Linked DNA regions of Homo sapiens: regions 1 and 3 are each linked to region 2. Evidence: read pairs that join two places in POLR2A ChIA-PET (ENCODE). Cell type or tissue: MCF 10A. All regions are shown on one strand. Links, peaks and the distances in the headings refer to the core of each region. The heading gives the core; the rest is flanking DNA.

Evidence for each region. ChIA-PET counts read pairs that join two places held together with the same protein. Peaks named below come from ENCODE experiments on the same cell type or tissue, not always from the same donor. Only the 100,000 strongest peaks of a DNase experiment are listed, where the experiment ranks them.
Region 1: POLR2A ChIA-PET joins it to region 2 with 5 read pairs; 4 of 35 experiments call an interaction of 5 or more read pairs at or near these places.
Region 3: POLR2A ChIA-PET joins it to region 2 with 6 read pairs; 4 of 35 experiments call an interaction of 5 or more read pairs at or near these places.

Annotation. Positions count from the first base shown.
Region 1 is chr11:102,561,421-102,567,952 of GRCh38, forward strand. No RefSeq gene overlaps it. Among named protein-coding and RNA genes, the nearest start is that of MMP7, 34 kb to the left of the region's middle. In MCF 10A, for the core only: no CTCF peak of the experiment used is centred there; a DNase peak (open chromatin) is centred at 2,891.
Region 2 is chr11:102,510,902-102,517,433 of GRCh38, forward strand. No RefSeq gene overlaps it. Among named protein-coding and RNA genes, the nearest start is that of MMP7, 17 kb to the right of the region's middle. RefSeq lists an enhancer at 364-533. In MCF 10A, for the core only: no CTCF peak of the experiment used is centred there; a DNase peak (open chromatin) is centred at 3,130.
Region 3 is chr11:102,572,858-102,579,389 of GRCh38, forward strand. It overlaps MMP20 (matrix metallopeptidase 20), which reads right to left. Exons shown (of 10, transcript NM_004771.4): 9 at 6,182-6,285; 10 at 3,975-4,569. The coding sequence ends at 4,469. Among named protein-coding and RNA genes, the nearest start is that of MMP7, 45 kb to the left of the region's middle. In MCF 10A, for the core only: no CTCF peak of the experiment used is centred there; a DNase peak (open chromatin) is centred at 1,174.

The DNA.
Region 1 (6,532 bases), core at 436-5,435, 50 kb after region 2:
CACAAAACTAGTGTATAGAATATTAACACACTTTACAGATGATAACTTTTAGTCACAGCATCCTCAGTTTGGAAACCTGCTGAATAATATTGTTCATATGATGACAAGTTTGAAATGAAGGCACATTATTTTGAATGGCTGTGTCCTATGGCCCAGGGTTACCGAAAATGTGGTCCATGGGCCAAGGCCTGCCTGCAAACTGTTTACTACCTGTCTGTAATGAGATTTCTACAGAACTTGAAAGCATTTGTAAACTTTTGTAAGCAATTTCTCAGAGTAATTTTATGTCTGTTGAATAAACTTACAATGTTTTCCTAAGAGAAGGATGTGGTTTGTCACTTGCTGTTTCTTCTCCTCCTTCTTACTTTCTTCCACTCCTCTTTCTCTTTCTCCTGTTACTGTTACTGCCCCTGCTGCTCATCTTCTCTTTCCTGACTTTATTCTTTGTCTTCTTATTCTTCTTTTTGCCTTCCTTTCCCCCTCTTCCTGCTCCTTGTGATTCTTCTCCCTTGTCCTCCTCCTCCTCCTCTAGATATGAAAGTCCACTATATTCACACAAGGTATGTAAGTAATTGTTCCTTTCAGTTACCTTGAGGAGAACTAATTAATTTAAAATATTATTTTAAACACCACCTTTATCTTATAGCTCCAGTGAAAAACTGCATTTTGTAACCTACATTTTTTTTATGGAATAAATTCCAGTTTTTCAGCTTGATTTTCAGGATCTTTCCAATGTAAGCCCAATATAAGAGTCCTAACTCTTCATAATTCCCTTAAAAATTATGATGATTTCCCCTTTATTGTGTATTTATACCATTTATCTTCTAAGAATGGATTCTCCGCTGATTTATAATTTGATTCACCCATCTAATGAGTATTTAGCATCAATTAAATGCTGGGCAATAAGTTCCTGCCACTCAGGAGTTTAACATCCAGAACGTAGTCAAATACTTACCTCTTCTTTGGGGGCATCTCCATGAGGTGTAATTAGAAAAAGCAGAGCCAGGCGCAGTGGCTCACGCCTGTAATCCCAGCACTTTGGGAGGCCGAGGTGGGCAGATCATTTGAAGTCAGGAGTTCGAGACAAGCCTGACCAACATGGTGAAGCCCCGTCTCTATTAAAAATACAAAAAAGTTAGCTGGGCATGGTGGCACATACCTGTAGTCCCAGCTACTCAGGAGGCTGAGCAGGAGAATTGCTTGCCTGGGAGACAGAGGTTGCAGTGAGCTGAGATCACGCCACTGCACTCCAGCCTGGGAGACAGAGTGAGCCTCCGTCTCAAAAAAAAAGCACTAAGAGTTGTCAGAAGAGTTGAGAGTCACAGGGATTGGGGACTGGGATATAAATCTTAGCTGGTCACGACCCCTAACTCCTTGGGTCTCCTTTGTGTACTCATCTGTAAAGTGGGTATGATGCTGATCTTTCCTTCATAAAGGATTTTTTAAAAAAGATTATATTAAATAATAAGATGAAAGAAGCTGGCACAATGTAGAATTTATTCAATGCTATTTTCTTCTTGTCGCCTATGAAAAAATTTTACTTTCTATTTACTTTAATTCTGACACCAAAGGCTATCCTTTTCCTGTTCTACACCATGCACATTCTAAACTAGTTCCATTTCCTGGTACTATCTTCCTGTTCCAACTCCCCTTTTTATTTATGCAATGCCCACTCTTCCTTTTCCATCTGCCCAAATTGTGTACTTCCTTCAGGATGAAATTCAAAACCTCACTCCTCCAAAATCACTCATGGGCCCCTTGACTTTTCTGGAATTCTCTTATAGAACTACTTCAGCTCTTGGCTATGTTATCTCTGGTGTTGACCATTTTATTAATTTCATCTTGCCTTCCCAATGAAAATGAATGTTCTTTGATGGTAAGGAATTTGTCTTTTTTCCCTTTCTTTCTTTGCATTCTTTTTTTTTTTTTTAAATAACAACCTCCTGTCCAATTATATGGTATTTGTATTTTTCTGTTCCCTAGAGTGTAGAGCATATGAAAGATAGTTAAAAATACAGCAGAAACTTGACACTGGTGAGGGATATGGGTAAGCCATGCTATAATGTGGATGCCCACGGGCCAGAGGGATTTACTGCTCATGTACTTCTCCCATCTATACCATCCTCATGATGCAAGTGCACCAAATTTGCCCTTTAGCAAAATGGCAAACTCATGTCCTTGGACATCTTGTGCTTGCAAAAAGCTGAAACCTCAACTGTCAAAACCTCAAATGCCAAGAGTTTCTTATGTTTTTGATAAAACTGTGGTTGTACCCAAAAGTACTTGATGAAAATTTTTTATTTAGCCCATTATTTTGGCATTGTACTGCCTCAGTACTCATCTCCGATTACCTATCAGGTGTGGGTTTGAAGGGTGGTTCCAGGGTGAATACAGACAGAGGAATATCTTCTAGTTCTTGCCTGGAGGCTCTGGACCCACCCGCACTTTCCCAGACCTGAAGGAACAGCAACTACCAGATGCCAAGCACTGCCTTTAGGTGCTCAGATGAACTTCTGAGCCATATCACCTGTCCTCAAAAGCCCTGACCCAAGCAGTGTCCCTTCTCTCAGATGTCCCCTCTCTCAGTAGGTTCACCCAGTAACCAGTTTTATGAAGAATAGTGTTTTTCAAAATGGGAAGAGAAAGCAGTGCTTTGACTTAGAGGACTCTCTTCTGTTCAATTTTAACTTTCAATGTATAGTTTTTAATTGTAGAAGTTACTTCAAAAGGAAATTAAAGAATTGAAACCCCAAGTCCCAGCATATTAGGAACTAATATTAGAGCTTACTTTCAAATAATGGCTAACTCTAGTGGAATGCTTACAAGGTACCTGTGTTGGTTTTTCATCGCCCTGACACATACATGAAAGTAAGTCTCTTCCAGAGAGTATCTGATTCTATGACTTTCTCTGATGACTCACCTATGACTTTCTCTGATGACTAGGCTATTTTATAGCTCCCTAGAAATAGAAACTAAGTTGTAGAAAACTGATAACAATGCAGGTTTTTCCTGTCCACAGTAATGCAAATCATTCTTTTTTTTATTCTTATTTTTATTATTATTATTATTTTTTTTGAGACGGAGTCTCACTCTGTCGCCGAGGCTGGAGTGCAGTGGCGCGATCTCGGCTCACTGCAAGCTCCAACTCCTGGGTTCACGCCATTCTCCTGCCACAGCCTCCCGAGTAGCTGGGACTACAGGCGCCCACCACCATGCCAGGCTATTTTGTTTGTACTTTTAGTAGAGACGGGGTTTCACCGTGTTAGCCAGGATAGTCTTGATCTCCTGATCTTGTGATCTGCCCGCCTCGGCCTCCCAAAGTGCTGGGATTACAGGTGTGAGCCACCGTGCCCGGCCGCAATTGATTCTTGTTCACAGAAATGCAAAGGCATATTGCATTTAGAGATAAAACTTTATTATGTTTTATAAAACATTATAGAGATAAAACTTGAAAATGTTTACTGACCTATGGGATATCAATCAGTTTTGCATTTATTAGCAAAACCATTTTAGCATTCCTAGTTGCATGTATACATCTCCAAATTCTCCTCATTCTCCAAATTCTGTTTCCTCATTAATTAATTAAATCAACAAATTATTTGACACAGGTTCATTTTACATGTGTTTGAGAGTCATGATTTTACTTTGTAAAAAATTATAGTTTAGCAATTTTGAAGGTTCCACTGAAAAGCCCAAGTGGGCTTTCCTGACAAAGTAAACTTCTGATGGGGTTCAGGACACATTACTCCAAAATATAGCACCTTGGCATATTAAATATTTTAAGCTGAAGACATTTGAAAAGCAGGAAGTTCACTCCACTTTCCTCCCAGTCTTTCTCTCCTGAAGCAGACCATGAAACCTAGGAAGGATTTTCTGATCTTTCCCTGAAGAAAGAGGCCGGGTGCCCTCCCAATACCTGGAGGAAAGGAATGTCCTTATCTTTGAAGATAAAATGACACTGAGAATAATCTGTACAAACAAGATGAAACTGCCTTTGCAAAATTATGACAATAAGAGAAATCTGACATACTTGACTCCATCTTGTTTCTGACCTCCAAGATGTCCTTGGTCATTCCTGGGCATAGGCCAACTTAACTTTGGGAGAAATTTATTTTTTTTATTTTTTATTTTTTTGTGATGGAGTTTCACTCTTGTCACGCAGGCTGGAGTGCAATGGTGGTCTTGGTTCACTGCAACCTCCACCTCCCGTGTTCAAGCAATTCTCCTGCCTCAGCCTCCTGAGTAGCTGGGATTACAGGTGCCTGCCACCACGCCAGGCTAATTTTTATTTTTTTTTCGAGATGGAGTCTCGCTCTGTCGCCCAGGCTGGAGTGCAGTGGTGCGATCTCGGCTCACTGCAAGCTCTGCGTCGCAGGTTCACACCATTCTCCTGCCTCAGCCTCCCAAGTAACTGGGACTATAGGCGCCCGCCACCTCACCTGGCAAATTTTGTATTTTTAGTAAAGATGGGGTTTCACCTTGTTGGCCAGGCTGATCTTGAACTCCTGACCTCAGGTAATCTGCCTGCCTTGGCCTCCCAAAGTGCTGGGATTACAGGCGTGAGCCACTGCACCCAACCTGTTTATAATGTAACTTGCAAGCAAGGATGAGAATAATCCCTCAGTAAACAAATCCCCTCCTTGTTTAGGGACCAAAGACCATCTTTGTAAGACTAATGAAAGGCCCCAAGAATAGGATTATGTGGGGTGGTGGGCTGAACTCTGCTAAGATGTAGGCATCTTTCTATAATCCTTTACTGCTCAGGAGTCATGTGGCCAGAGGTCACAAGATTTGTGACTTCCTTAATTGCTCCTGTAGATAACATCACGATTGTAATACCTAAGATTATTTTTTTTTGAGACACTTTCTGACAGACCCAACATGGACTCATGACTCAACTGAACCTGTGGCCCCACTCAGATGTGGACTCAGGGCTTGAGGACTGTTTTCCACACCCTTATGATTTCATCCCCTGCCAATCAACAGCACCCATTCCCTAGCCCTCTGCCCACCAAACTCCACAGAAACCCTAAACTCTGAGCCTTTGGGGCTATTGATTTGAGTAATATTATAATTCTGTTTCCTGCATGGCAGGGCCAGCCTCGTGTCAATTAAACTCTTTCTTTACTGCAGTGCCATGGTCTCCATGAATCAGTTTTGTCTGTGCAGCAGGCAGGAAGAACTCATCAGGAGATTGCAAAGATTTGCTGTTTTCCCCATTTTATTACTATTAGATCATACATTTTGTCCAAATATATTTCTCCATGACAGTTCACTTGTCATCAAACTTAATATAAAAATATGCAGATTCTACCATTTTTTTTCTGGTCTTCATTTTTTTAATGAAAGCTTCTGTGTCATGTGAAACTTATATTAAATAAATTGTATATTTTTGTCTTGAGAATCTGTCTTTTGTTAAGAGGTCTCAACTGTGAACCTAGGATGGTTACAGAAAAGAAGGTTTTCTCACCTTACACTGTGTTGCTGGAGAAGTTTACCAATGGTTGCTTAACGTCGGCACATCTTTTCTTGATTGCCAGAGTAAATTCCAAGTAATAGTAGAACTTTGGCTTTGCTAACTCACTCTCTGTTTATCTAGTTTTATCCCTCTCTCTCTAGTAATTTTGTGTTTAGTTCTTGTTTCTGGTTTGCCTATAGTCAACAACTTATTCTCAATTGGTTGTTGCAATGATTGGGAATTTGGTTTTTATGATGTAACCATTTGGTGATCGCCGTACATGATGGAGAAGATTTTTTTGTTGGGTAAAAAACAACAGAGAATCTGGTAAGTTTTTGTTTGTTTTTCTTTATGTTCATCTATTTGTGAACTCAAATCAATTCAGAACGTTGTGCCCACTGGGAAGAAGACTAGATTTTTTATATCGAGCCTAGTTAGTGTTTGTATTTCTGTGTTTATTCTTGACTCATGGCACAATTGAAAGACTGAAGCCACAAGCTCTCTACATATCAATGTGTCTATATGTATTAGTATTTGTCATTGGGAAAGATACTGCCCTTTAATTGTAAGAGTTGGAAAAGTTTTTCAGCTTTCAGAAAGTATTAATACTAGAAAGTATTTATAAATTAGATTATAATGTCTTTTAAAGAAGCTCTCATCTTATTTTTATAGAGATAAGTAAGCCCTTATATAATTCAAATATTTCCCCAATTCACAGAAAATAAGAAAATTGAATTTTTAATATGTTAAATGTACTTGATTTTTTAAAAAATTCTTTTTACAAAGACTGTTAGCTCAAAAAAATGATAAGACTTTAAGTTTACATAGTAACGTGAAATCTTTGGCAGATCTGACTGATTTAGTAATTTTTTTAAATAGCTGAAGCTTTTATTTGATTTATCAATATTGGGTAAAATATATGCTTTAGTCCATTTTCACACTGCTATAAAGAAATACCTGAGACTGGGTAATTCATAAGGAAAGAGGTTTAATTGACTCACAGTTCCTCATGGTTGGGGAGGCCTCAGGAAACTTACAATCATGGCAGAAGATCAAGGGGATTCAGGCAACTCT
Region 2 (6,532 bases), core at 1,012-6,011:
TGTCAGGTTGATAGAGCCCCATATGTTTGGCATAAACAAAACCAAATCCTCTTCAGGAGAACTGCCAGCAGCTATTGTAAGATGCCATCTTATTTTAGCAGTGTAAACATGTACAAATGTATGTTTTACAATCTGTGAAATTGGCAATGTGCTGAATAATTGTGGAAATTCACCCATTTCTCCAGCATCCTAAATTCACAGATTAACCATAGAATAAAAGTGGGTTTTGAGAGGGTGAGGAGAGTTTAGCTAGGCAATGATAAAAGGAGACATATATGGAAATCAGAAAAGATTTAATCTCCTGGCACATCAAAGATGATTTCGTCTCCTGGAACAGCAATCACAGAAAGACTAGTTTATAATTTTAGCAGCCCTAAAGTATTTTAAATTCAGCCTTAAGAAAATGCATAAATTGGATGATATTTGTCTTGGTCATTTCCATGTAAGATCTTTTTGTCTTTTCTGCCCCATTCAGAGAATCATAATTTCATCCCATTCATGTGGCCTCAGGAGAGGATCAGTATCAGTTATTTTCTTCTTGGTATAAATTTGTGTTTATATATTACTTCTTTCCTTTTTTTTTTTTCAAAAATGTGTTTGCAATTGTGGAATAAATTTTCAGGCATTTGCTTAGAAGTGGAGGAAGCATTGGATATCAAAGTCTCTCCTTAGCACACCTGTAATTATACCATATGAGCAACACTCTTGCCTTCCTCTTTCTTGTTTCCTCACATTTTTTATAAATAAAATATCTCAAAATGTCAACAGTAATTATTTCTGTTTGATTTTAAATTATTTTATTTTTCCTCTTTGTATGCATTTTTATTTTCAAAAATTTTCCCATGGACATATATTGCATTTATTTAATTTTTAATAAAAACAACACTTTTATATAAATTAGAAAATGAAACCCACAGGGAAAAGTGTTCCCAGAAGGAAAAGCAACTTCTCTTTTTCCTTCCCCCACCAGAAGTAATACATTTTCTTTTATTTTTAGTTGTCTAAAAATAGTTACCTCCATGTTATTGAATAATATGCTTACATCACTATTTCTTTTCTTTCTTTCTCTTTTTTTAGACAGGAGCTCATTCTGTCACCCAGGCTAGATTGCTATGGTGGGATGACGGCTCACTGCAGCCTCCTTGACCTCATGGGCTCAAGTGATCCTCCCACTAAAGCCGCCCAAGTAGCTGGGACTACAGTGCGTGCCACCATGCCAGGCTAATTATCTATCTATCTATCTATCTATCTATCTATCTATCTATCTATCATCTATCTATCTACCTACCTATCTATCTATCATCTATCATCTACCTATATGTATCTATCTATCATCTATCTATATATCTATCTATCTATCTATCTATCTGGTCAGTTTGTTTTTTGAGACAGGTTCTTGCTCTATACCTCAGGCTGGAGTGCAGTGGTGCGATCTTGACTCACTGCAACCTCTGCCTCCCAGGTTCAAGCGATTCTCCTGCCTCAGCCTCCTGAGTAGCTAGGATTACAGGCACCTGCCACCATGCCCAGCTAATTTTTGTATTTTTAGTAGAGATGGTGTTTCGCCATGTGGGCCAGGCTGGTCTTGAACTCCTGACCTCAAGTGATCCACCTGCCTTGGCTTCCCAAACTGCTGGGATTACAGGCGTGAGCCACCACACGCGGCCATAATTTTTAAATTTTATGTGGAGATGTGGTTTCACCACGTTGCCATGTTGGTCCTGCGTGGGTCAGGTGTCTGCCCCTGCTCCAAACAGCTGTGACAGGAGATGGGATAGTACACAGTTGGCATGAAGGCCTGCTATAGGTCAGACATACTTATTAGAGAAGAAAGACTGTTAGAGAAGGGAACTGATGACTTGGAAATGAGTCCCCGGCTCAAGTGATTCTCCCGCTTTGACCTCCCAAAGTTCTGGGATTACAGTCATGGGCCACCACACCCAGCCTATATCACTATTTCTTTATCAGTGTTAGGTGTTCTCTACTCAGAGAATTTGCTCACTAGTTCTACTCTCTGCTGTCCTTCCTTTCTGCCCCAATTTTGAGAGTTATATCATTATTGGTTTTGCTTGTAACTTTACATGATCTATGTAAATCTTTGCTTCTTGTTCCATTAGTTTCAGGGGCATCTCTCCATTCCCCACCCTGTAATAGGAGGCTCTCAAAGCCTCTGGCATTCTCTGCATCTCTCCCTTCCCTTCACCTCCCAACTTCCCATATTGTTACATTTTCATGATTGATACAACTTTTTCATTCTCTATCCATCATTAAATTGCCTGAGCTTTATCAGTGTGCTCATTATGAATACTAAACAACCAATAAAGAGCATTTAAATTAATCACCGTGTCAACATTATTCAGCTCAGGGCTGAGCAGTGAGCTACAACCATACTTCTTCTCTCTGGTTCCGACATGACCCCTGCCTCTCACAGGAGAATTTTCCCTTCAGTTCAAATGTGCTATCCTTTCTCCAACTTCTCTGATTACTCTTTGAGTAATTACTCTGATTACTCTTTGAGAATTACTCCTGTCACGTTTGAGTTTGTGGCCTTATATTTGGATCATGATTTTTATTATAATTCCTCATTTTCCCTTGGATATCTGATTGTCATTTTTCTCCATTGGGAGATGAAGTTTATGTCCCTTCACCACAGCCTATATATTTTACAGATTTTCACTCACCATTTCATGTATTGTTTAGTAGCTATTTCATTTTTTCTTAAAAACCATCTTTTTTTTTTAGGTCCCATTGACTTACTGTTGTAATTTGGACTGGTTGCTTTCTAGCCCTGGAGCACAGCTATCACTCAGAGATTCTTTTTCCATCATTTCCCTATCTCACATCATCTTTCTTGGATTTCATCCTTTGTGTTTGCAATATATTTTAAATTAGTTATCTCAGAAAATGTACACAAGGGATAGACTTTCTGAACTCCTGTCGTACAAGTTGAGTTTATGTTGGCTTCACACTTATATCAGTTTTATAGGGCTGACATAAAGAGGTACCATAAATTGTATGGCTTAAAATAAGTCTCACAGTTCCGAAGGTGAGGTCAAAAGTAAGGTGTCAGCCAAGTTGGTATCTGAGGGAGAATCTGTTCCATGTCTCTCTCCTAGCTTTGGGTGGTTGCCAGCAGTCCTTGGCGTTCTTTGGCTTGTAGTTGCATCACTCCAGCTTCTGCCTCTGTTACTGCCTGGCGTTTTCCTTGTGTGTCTCTGTGTTCTTCTGTCTTTACATGGCTTTCTTAGGACAACAGTCATTGGATTTAGGGCCCACTCCACTTCAGTATGGCCTCATTTTAACTTGATTACCTCTGCAAACACCCCATTTCTAAATAAGGTCCCATTTTCACAGGTACAAGGGATAAGCACTTCGACTTGTCTTTTTGGGGACACAATTCAACCCACAACCACACTGGATAGATGGTTTGGCTGGGTATATATAGAATTCTAGGAAAAAAATAACTCATCCTCAGGGTTTTGAAGACCTTAATTCAGTCTAGCTTAGAATCATTTTTGCTGATGAGAAATCTGATGTCAGTTTAATTCTATTTTGTTGGAGTCCTTTTTTTTTTTAAAAAAAAATCTTGGGGCATGGTTAAAATCTCTTTATTCTTGGTGTTCTAAAATTTTAACGTGATGTTGGCTCTTTCGTTTGAAGATTCGTTTTTCTCCAAACCATTCACCCTTCTCAAGACTGGAAAATGTCCAATTATTTCTTTGATAATTTTCTTTTCTTTATTTTGTCTATTCTTTATTTTGTCTATTCTTCATTTTTGGAAATCTTATTGGCTGTTGTAGCAGACAAGGTTCAATGAGAGGAGCAGAACCACTAAGAATGATGTAAAATAAGGGACTTATAGGGATTTATACTCATACCGTTGTGGGAGCTGGTAAAACGATCTTGATTTGGCTGTTTCTTCTGCATCTGGTGCTGAACTTGAAGTTACAGGACAGGTGTTAGCAGTTAAAAGATAGAAGTAAAGTGGGGAGAGCAGGACACCTGGGACCTGTGAAATGAGTAACAAGCTGGAACTTTTCTCCTTCTATCACAGGTGCTTGTGATGGCTTCTCCTTGTTGCTAGGTCTCTAACCTTGCTTCTGTGTGTGCCCCATAGAAGATACTAGTATTATTGTGTGGATCCACACTCAGGCCTAACTCAGGAGTTGGAGAAGTTGAAGGAAGAGATAATGTGGGAGCTGGAGCCCTGGGCCTGCAGTGTTTTGTGCTCACAATGTGAATGAGCAGAACCACGAAATTGTGCATGAGCTGCAACAGCACCAGACTCATATCAACCTTGGTAGAGCAAGTATTACTTTACTTCCATGGTCCAAATTCCATGTAGATTTTTCTTGTGGCCAGCCCTAACAAGAAACATAGAGAAAGGAATTCTGGGAAATAAAGTTTAGCTTAGTTAAGTTGACATATTTCAAAGCTGACAGAATTGGGTATTGGACCTCCTGAATTGATCTTTTCTTCTTCCTTTTTCTGTCCTATTTTCCATTTTTTTGTCTTTCAGCTCTTCATTCTGAGTGGCTTTCTTTATCTTCCAACTCTTTTACATTATACTTCTCTCTTGACAATCATAAATTCAATTTTCAAAAGTTTCAGCTTATTCTCTGATAATTTTTAATATAATCTTAGTATTACTTTTGTTTTGTTTTGTTTTGTTTTGTTTTTGAGATGGAGTCTCACTCTGTCTCCCAAGCTGGAGTGCAGTGACACGATCTCGGCTCACTGCAACCTCTTCCTCCTGGGTCCAAGCGATTCTCCTCCCTCAGTTTCCCAAGTAGCTGGGATTACAGGCACCTGCCACCACGCCTGGCTAACTTTTATATTTTTAGGAGAGACGGGTTTCATCATGTTGGCCATGCTGGTCTCGAACTCCTGACCTCAAGCGATCTGCCCACCTTGGCCTCCCAAAGAGCTGAGATTGCAGACGTGAGCCACCGCCCCTGGCTGGTTACTGTTTTTTATGTGTGTAATGTCGTCCCAAATTTCTGTGAGAATGTCCTATTTTTTTTTTCTCATACCTCTTCTATTCTGTAAATTATTTCTGTTTTTTCTGGGGTGAATTTTTTTGGTATCACCACCTTTTTCAATGAGTTGTTATTTTGTTCCCAATCTCATTTAAATAAGGGGTGTGGAGACTAAAGCAATTCCATCTTGGATGTTAATCCACCATGTTATCTTGTCATTAACCCCAGTTCTGTGAAGGCTTCCAAGATTTCCGGCTTATTTATTGTTCCTTGTGTAAGAGAAGGTACTTACCATAAATTTCTGGTCAAAACAACCTTGACGTTACTGTGCTATGGTTGTCCTACCTGTCCCTTCTGAAGCATGTATACCCTTTCCCTATGGCATGTGAGTACTGGTTCTGCGGGTAATGGTGCAGGAATCCACCCTCTCGTCTTATGGCTGCCCAAGATAAGGCTTCTGTTTGTAAGTCACTATTAAATGTTTCTTTCTGAGAAACTGGATTTGTCAGCCTCTTTCTTCAGCCCCACAGCTTCCTCAGCCTTTGTGGGTAGATTTGCCTAGACCTGTCCACCACAGAACAATGCAACAAGAAAGCTGACTAGGAGCCTGGTGTCCATGGATGTTCTTGTTCACTCGTACATTTAAGTTAGGATGAGCAGATGGATGGAGCCTTCCCTATTCCCAGCCTCAAAGCCAAAATATGGTTATTTTGTTCAGAGGCACAGAACCCAATTTAAATGTCCTGTTCTCTCTCAATTTTTTTAAAAAACTTGTTTAGCAAAGAACCCTTTGATATTTTGCCTGGAAGTGAACATCTGGCTCTCTGCCATTTTTGTTAAAGGGATGAAATGAAGTTAATTGTCTTATACACATGTACTCATACACAGTTAATCGCCTAATACCATTTTTCACCCTGCCTTCATTAAACCTTCTAACTGAGATTTCAAAGCCTCTGAGGAGTTGGACAATTTTAACTCCCATTTTCACTGTAGGCCTCTTTGTACATCCTAGGCTGAGGCTGGTATGTTTTGTCTATTAGCTGTATTAGATCTTACAGAAATTAATTGAAATCCCTTGTCCATTGCAGACCTCCTCCTGCTCTGTTTTATTCCTTCACTACTGCTTAAAAGAAATCTTTGAAGGGAGGGAAGACAAATTCATGTGCTAAGACCTCTTTCTTAAACTGGAGTTTATTGACTTTAAAACCAGAAAAATAACAAGTAATTTACAAAATACACCCAAGTCTTATGGACTTCTATAAATACATAGTACCCTGGCTTTGGAATACAGATTTTTTTCTTTTAAGACAGGGTGTCGCTCTATCACCTAGGCTGGAGTGCAGTGGCGTGATCTCAGTTCATTGTAACCTCTGCCTCCTGGGCTCAAGTGATCCTCATGCCTTAGTCTCCCAAGTAGCTGAGATTACAGGTGCCTGCCATCACACCTGGCTAATTTTTGTATCTTTAGTAGAAAGGGGGTTTTGCCATGTTGGCCAGGCTGGTCTTGAACTCCTGACCTCAAATGATCCACCTGTCTTAGCCTCCCAAAGTGT
Region 3 (6,532 bases), core at 1,061-6,060, 62 kb after region 2:
CACATTTAATACCCAACTCAAAAACTCACATTGTTTATCACTGCATTACAGACCTGGGACTTTCCAAGAATAAACAAATTGCTAACTATTTATACAGACATTCTTTTTTTTATGGACATTCACTGCAAATGATCTGAGATGGACTTAAGCGTTACATTTCTTAACTGATGTTTTGCAATTGTTTTCTCATTAACTCCCTCCCATGTTTTCTCTTCTCATCTCTCCTCAAACTCTTGTCAGAACAACATGCTGCATTGTGCAACAAAAGTTTACTTTCATCTCCAAACATGTTAAATGATACATTAGATTAAAGGAAAGAATGTTAAGACTAATGGAGAAGACATTAAAATGAAGAGATGTTGCATTAAAAAAAAAAAGAGTCCTATTTTGGATCCCAAAGCCATTCACTAATTTCCCATTGTAATTTATTTACCAGCAAGCTTCCCAATTCTGCTTCTAGTTCAATTCCAAGGGTCTAGGTGTTGGGAGCAAACCTGAAATTATGACATTTTGAGTATAACAGGATACCTTTTAAACTGATCATGTTGACAAGCCACGTAGGGATTGGAATGAGACCAAAGACAGGAGACTTGGCAGATGACAGATGATCAGAAGATGCTGTTTCTACTTTTTACCCAGACCTACTGGGGAGAAATGCCGACGATCTTTTGGCTTGGACTCTTCTAAGCTCCATTATGGTAGTCTAAAACACCAACCTATTGGCCAGCAGTATGCATTTCCTCTCAAATGGCACTTCATTGGGTAATTTTAGCTATGAATATTCACAAAGAACCTTCAATATCATTGTCTGTAGAAGAAAAATAACTAACAGGAATAAAGAAAAACATCTGGATAATATATAAATAAAAGCACCCTGAAGACCCTGTGAGCATTTAAAAATATTATACACAGAATTCTGAATGAAAAACTGCATAGTTTTTTTGCCATTTGCTTTGTGAAATGGACATCTAAGGTGTTTTGCAATAAACATTTGAAAAGAAACAGAAGACCCAAAGGCAAACTTAGGTCTTTCATTTAGGACTAGGCTAAATGGAAGAGGGCTTGGTTTATACCAGAGAAAATTTAATATGGAGCTGTTAGGAAAGCTCCCCAAGGAGGTGAATCCATTCATCCTTAGTAGCCTGTGTAGTGCTTTCAAAGGTTCAGCCCACAAAGAGTCATCACTGAGATTAATAGGATAATGCATAGAATTCATCAGGAAGTGAACTCTGTTTTGCTACCTCGTGATCCTCAAGGGAGTACTTCAACCACACTTTGTCCAAAACTGTTATTTAATAAGTCATGTTTGCACTCAGTTACTCTGAAGTCAAATGAGTAGTTTATGTTATAAATTATTTCTGCACAACGTTCTTGTATCATATGAGGATAAGTGCTCTGTGTTATGACACAATCACACCTTCTTGTGCTTTAGAGAGACTGTATTTTTCCAAAATACATACTAATTTTATATCTGAGAGCAAAGAGCTTTCTTCTTAAGACAGGGTCTTGCTCTGTCACCCAGGCTGGTGCAGTGGCACAATCTCAGCTCACTGCAACCTCTGACCCCTGGGCTCAAGTGGTCCTCCCACCTCAGCCTTCCAAGTAGCTGGGACCACAGGCATGCGCCACCATGCCTAGCTAATTTTTTGTATTTTTAGTAGAGACAGGGTCTCACCATCTTTCCCAGGCTGGTCTCAAACTCCTGAGCTCAAGTGATCCATCCACCTTGGCCTCCCAAAGTGTTAGGACTACAGGTGTAAGCCCCTATGCCTGGCCTAAAAGCCAAGAATTCTTTAACTCAACAAAAAATAATGATTTATAAGAATTATTTTTTGGAGATGGGGGATAAACATAGTATTTTTAATTATTTGATTTAATTTGACATTTGGAAGAGAAAAATTTCAGGTCATTGATTATCAATTCTTGTGATATTATAGCTCATCAGATGTTTAGCTATCTCAAGGGACATATACAAATTCTCCAAAATATCACCAAACAAAATGAACTCTAATGGCTTCAAAAACAACAATTATAGAGCCCCTGTAGAGTGCCAGGGACTACTTTGCATATTTTGACTCATATATTTAAGGCTCTAAATATCCTTAGGAGATAAAAACTGCCATTATTCCAATTTTATAAAGGAAGACACTGAGACAGAGAATGAGGATGAGGGAATTTGGTCAACATCACACAGTTGAAAATAGAAGATCTGGAGTTTGAATCCATCAGTCAGACCTGAGAGCATATGCTTTATTGCTTTCAGTGAATTCATTGACTAGTGAAGTGTCTTCTGTATGCACGATTCTGGGCTAGTGCTGGACATGAGGAGGACATCTGGCTGGTTGCGTGCAGCACTGGATGTCCTCAGGCTGGTGCTTCATTGTCATGTGGTCCCTGACACAGTTGCCAGAATGCATGACCTCCATGGATCATCACACTACTTTGATCTCCTTCTTTTTTTTAATGTAACAGCTTTATCAAGATATAGTTAACATAACATATAATTCACTCATGTAAAGTGTACAATTTAATGGCTTTTAATATATTCACAGAGTTGTGCAACCATCACCATCATCAGTTTTAGAACATTTTCATTATCCCAAAAAAAAGAACCCCATACCCATTAGTAGTCACTCCTTATAACCCCCTCCCCCAACTACTGACAAGCACTGGTCCGCTTTATGTCTCCATAGATTTTTTTATTGTGAACATTTCATATAAATAGAATCATACAATATGTGACCTTTTCTGTCTGGCTTCTTTCATTTAGCATGATGTTTTCAAGCTTCATCCATGTTACAGCATGTGTTAGGACTTCATTTCTGCTTATTGTCGAATAACATTCTGTTGTCTGAATTTGCCACATTTTACGTATTCATTCATTACTCAATGGACATTTTTCCACTCTTTGGCTATTATAAATAACGATGCTATGAACATTTATGTGCAAGTTTTTTGTGTAGACATGTTTTAATTTCTCATAGGTATATACTTAGGAGTGAAATTGCTGTGTCATAGGGTAAGTCTACGTTAAATATTTTAAGAAATTGCCAGCCTGTTTTTCTCCTTGCTTATTGATAGTAAGAAGTCCTTCTTAGCAGTTTTTGCAAAAGTGACTTTTCTCCTCTATAGAAGCACCTTGACATTAGAAGGCAAGGATGCCAGACCTTGTCTTCAACAAATATTCAACATCTGGTGGACTATAAGTGGCCACTTTCAGTAACAGAAACCAAATGGAAAGTGTAGAATAATCTTGAGTAACTACCCCATCCTTTCTTAATATTAGGTCTTTTAAGTGACTATATGAAACAAATTTAATAAATGATGGTAACAATAGTAGCATCTGTTAAACACTGTAGATGTATCAGGAGGTCTATGAAGTATTACAAGTATCTTATCATTCAATTTTAGAATCACTAAAATATTTTAGAATCTTTACATTCTAGAGAGTAAGATTAAAGCAAAATTATAAGAATGACAGAGCCATAGTTTTATCTATTCTGATGACTAGGTAGGGGAAAAAGGTTTAGCTTGACGTAAGAAAAACTAAAACAAAAAGATGAACTCCCCTGAATGGAAGACTATTCAAAAGACACTCACTTAGCTGGGTAAAAGATAGTTTCACTGAGGCTGTTTTCAGGAAGCAGGAAGTAGAATGAGTTACTGTTATTTCTTTCCGGGTCTGTGTACTTATGATGTTATCTTACGGTTTAATTTTTCTATAGGTACACAGGATGTGTGGGTAGCCAATTAAAGTATTATAGAAGCTAGTAAATATTAACAGAAAAAAGAAATGAGGAACTGTTCTATTAAAACATTTTATTAGCTATTGTTAAAAAATTTTTCTGTTGCAAAGTGCCCATCTCTTGCCTACTATGAAAATTTGTTTGAATAGGTTTATCCACCTAAGCCTACATCAGATACCAGTGAGTAGACACAAAGTTAAACACACAAGAAACCACTCTTATGCAGTATTTTGTTGTGATGTCTTTTAAGTAAAAATTGGGAAATTTATATTTATTATAACAAATGATGGCCAAATGATGGCCACAAAAGCCATTGCTTGTAAATAATTATAATTCATACTGTAATGACATTTCCTATGAAAAGAATTACAATATATGTCATGGAATCCACCACTAGTCTTCCTCCTGGAAATAAAAATCAAACGGATCAATCTGCTTCAGTATATTAGGTAAGAAAAAATAATGGTGTCTAACTGCAGAGTGCATTGTGTTGATTTGGATTTCGCATAAAGTTGCCCATATAAAAACTTTTCTAATGTGGATTGAAATTCTGATTATACAACTATGAAAAAAATTGGAAGTATTATTATTCTCAGTGAATTCTAATTTGATTTGAAGGCCTTTGGAAGAATCCCTCTCCTACATTCTGCTTTAGTCCTTAAGATCCAGTTAGAGGCTGCTTGTAGTCATCCTCATTGCTTGAGAAGACTAGGCTTTTCTATTTAGCAACCAATCCAGGAACTAGATTTCACCACACTAACCACATCTTCCTTCTCTGTGTCATACTTGTATGTTTTTGGTCCTGAAAAGAAGTAAATGTAGCCTAAAAGAGACAAAGTTGAAATTGGGTTACTGAAGATGTCCAGCACATATATAAATGGAAGAATTTGTCACTGTCACTTTCTTAAAGTGTCACCAAAGAGGAATTGTGAATTTGTCAGGTGGCAGTTAGCTTGTCTTCTGTCTTCATGCCCTAGAACCTGACTCCTGAACTTCTCAGTCATTTCTGAGCTTTCTCCTTGTTCCAGCCGGGGTAAGGCCTTCTTGTTGGGGTCATCCAATGTGCCATGCTCAGTTATGTACTGTGCTTCTGCTCAGGCTGCTCTCCTCCAGGAAGCCACTCCCCTTTTCTTTCCCTAGTTAAGCCTCCGGCCAATCTTCAAAACCCATCTGAAGTCCTACTATAAAATTTCCAATGACTGCTGCCGATTCTGATATTTTAATTCTCAGATCAGCTCTTGCAATTATTGTGCAGTCTACCACATGACTCAACACTAAATTATAGATTGTCTGTTTTCCAGTCATTTCATCTGTGTTGGGTGAACCATTCTGTGAGAGCAGTGGCCACATCTGGAATGGTCTTTGCACTTCTGAACAGTGTCCAGCCCTGTGCTATTTTTTCAAGAAGAGTGTGCTAACTGACTACTTCAGAAGATTTAATTAAATGTATTCAACAAAGTTCTATTCAACTTTCCTAGCTATGTGTTAAATTGCAGGAGTTGGATGATGGAGTGGGAAAAAGCACTGAGAAGCTTGAGACAGATTTTTTTTTTTTTTTGAGACAGGGTATCACTCTGTTGCCCAGGCTAGAGTGCAGTGGTGCAATCACAGTTCACCGCAGCCTCGACCTCCTGAGCTCAAGTAATCCTCCCATCTCAGCATCCGGAGTAGCTGGGACTACAGGTGTGTGCCATCATTCTCAGCTAACTTTTTTGTAGAGACAGAGTTTTGCCATATTGCCCAAGCTGGTATTGAATTCCTGGGCTGAAGTGATCCTACCACCTCATCCTCCCAAAGTGCTGGAATTACAGGTGTGTGTCACTGTGCCCAACCAAGACTATGTGTATTTTAAAGATAGAAAAGGTAATCTTGACCCCGGTAGACTTTATGATCTAGCTGACTAATCGATTGAAGCTATACTTTAAAAACTTTCCATTAGGTGGCCAACATGGTGAAACTCCATCTCCACTAAAAATACAAACATTAGCTGGGCCTGGTGGCCAGCGCCTGTAGTCCCAGCTACTTGGGAGGCTGAGGTAGGAGAATCGCTCGAATCTGGGAGGCAGAAGTTGCAGTGAGCAGAGATCGCGCCACTGCAGTCCAGCCTGGCCACAGAGCGAGACTCCGTCTCAAAAAAAACAAAAAACAAAAAACAAAAAACAAAAACAAAAAACAAAACACACACACACAAAAACAAAAACAAACAAACAAACAAACAAAAACTTTCCATTAGGAAAGAGAGAACTAAAATACCAGAACTTTTACAGTTACTCTTTCTAGTGGACAATCTGTTTAGATAAACTTATGAAAGGACCTAAGACCAAATATAAAAACCAAGGACTCCCACTTGGAAATCCACTTTCTGTTGTGTTAAAGCAAAGCCAAGATTTCTTATGATAGTTTTCATGAAGAAAGTTTTCAGTGGAAACACTTACCATTTAATTCTACAGCAGCATCGATTTGGCCATTTACTCCTGAAAATTCTTCTTCAGTATTCTTTGGATAGTCTTTTTCCATTTTCCTTTTCCTTTCGTCGTAGCTAGAAAAAGTATTATTTCATAAATAATATTACTAAGAGGTTTTTACTGGTTGTAGATGACACTATACTGGTCAGGCATATGGACACATAACTTATTTAGGTGTTCCTCTCTCTCTCTGTTTCACATACACATACACATGCATTTATGTTGTTATTTATTTTTTCTTTGTTGTGTTTTTGTTTTTTTTTTGAGATGGGGTCTCACTGTTGCCCAGGCTGAAGTGTAGTGGTGCCATCATGGCTCACC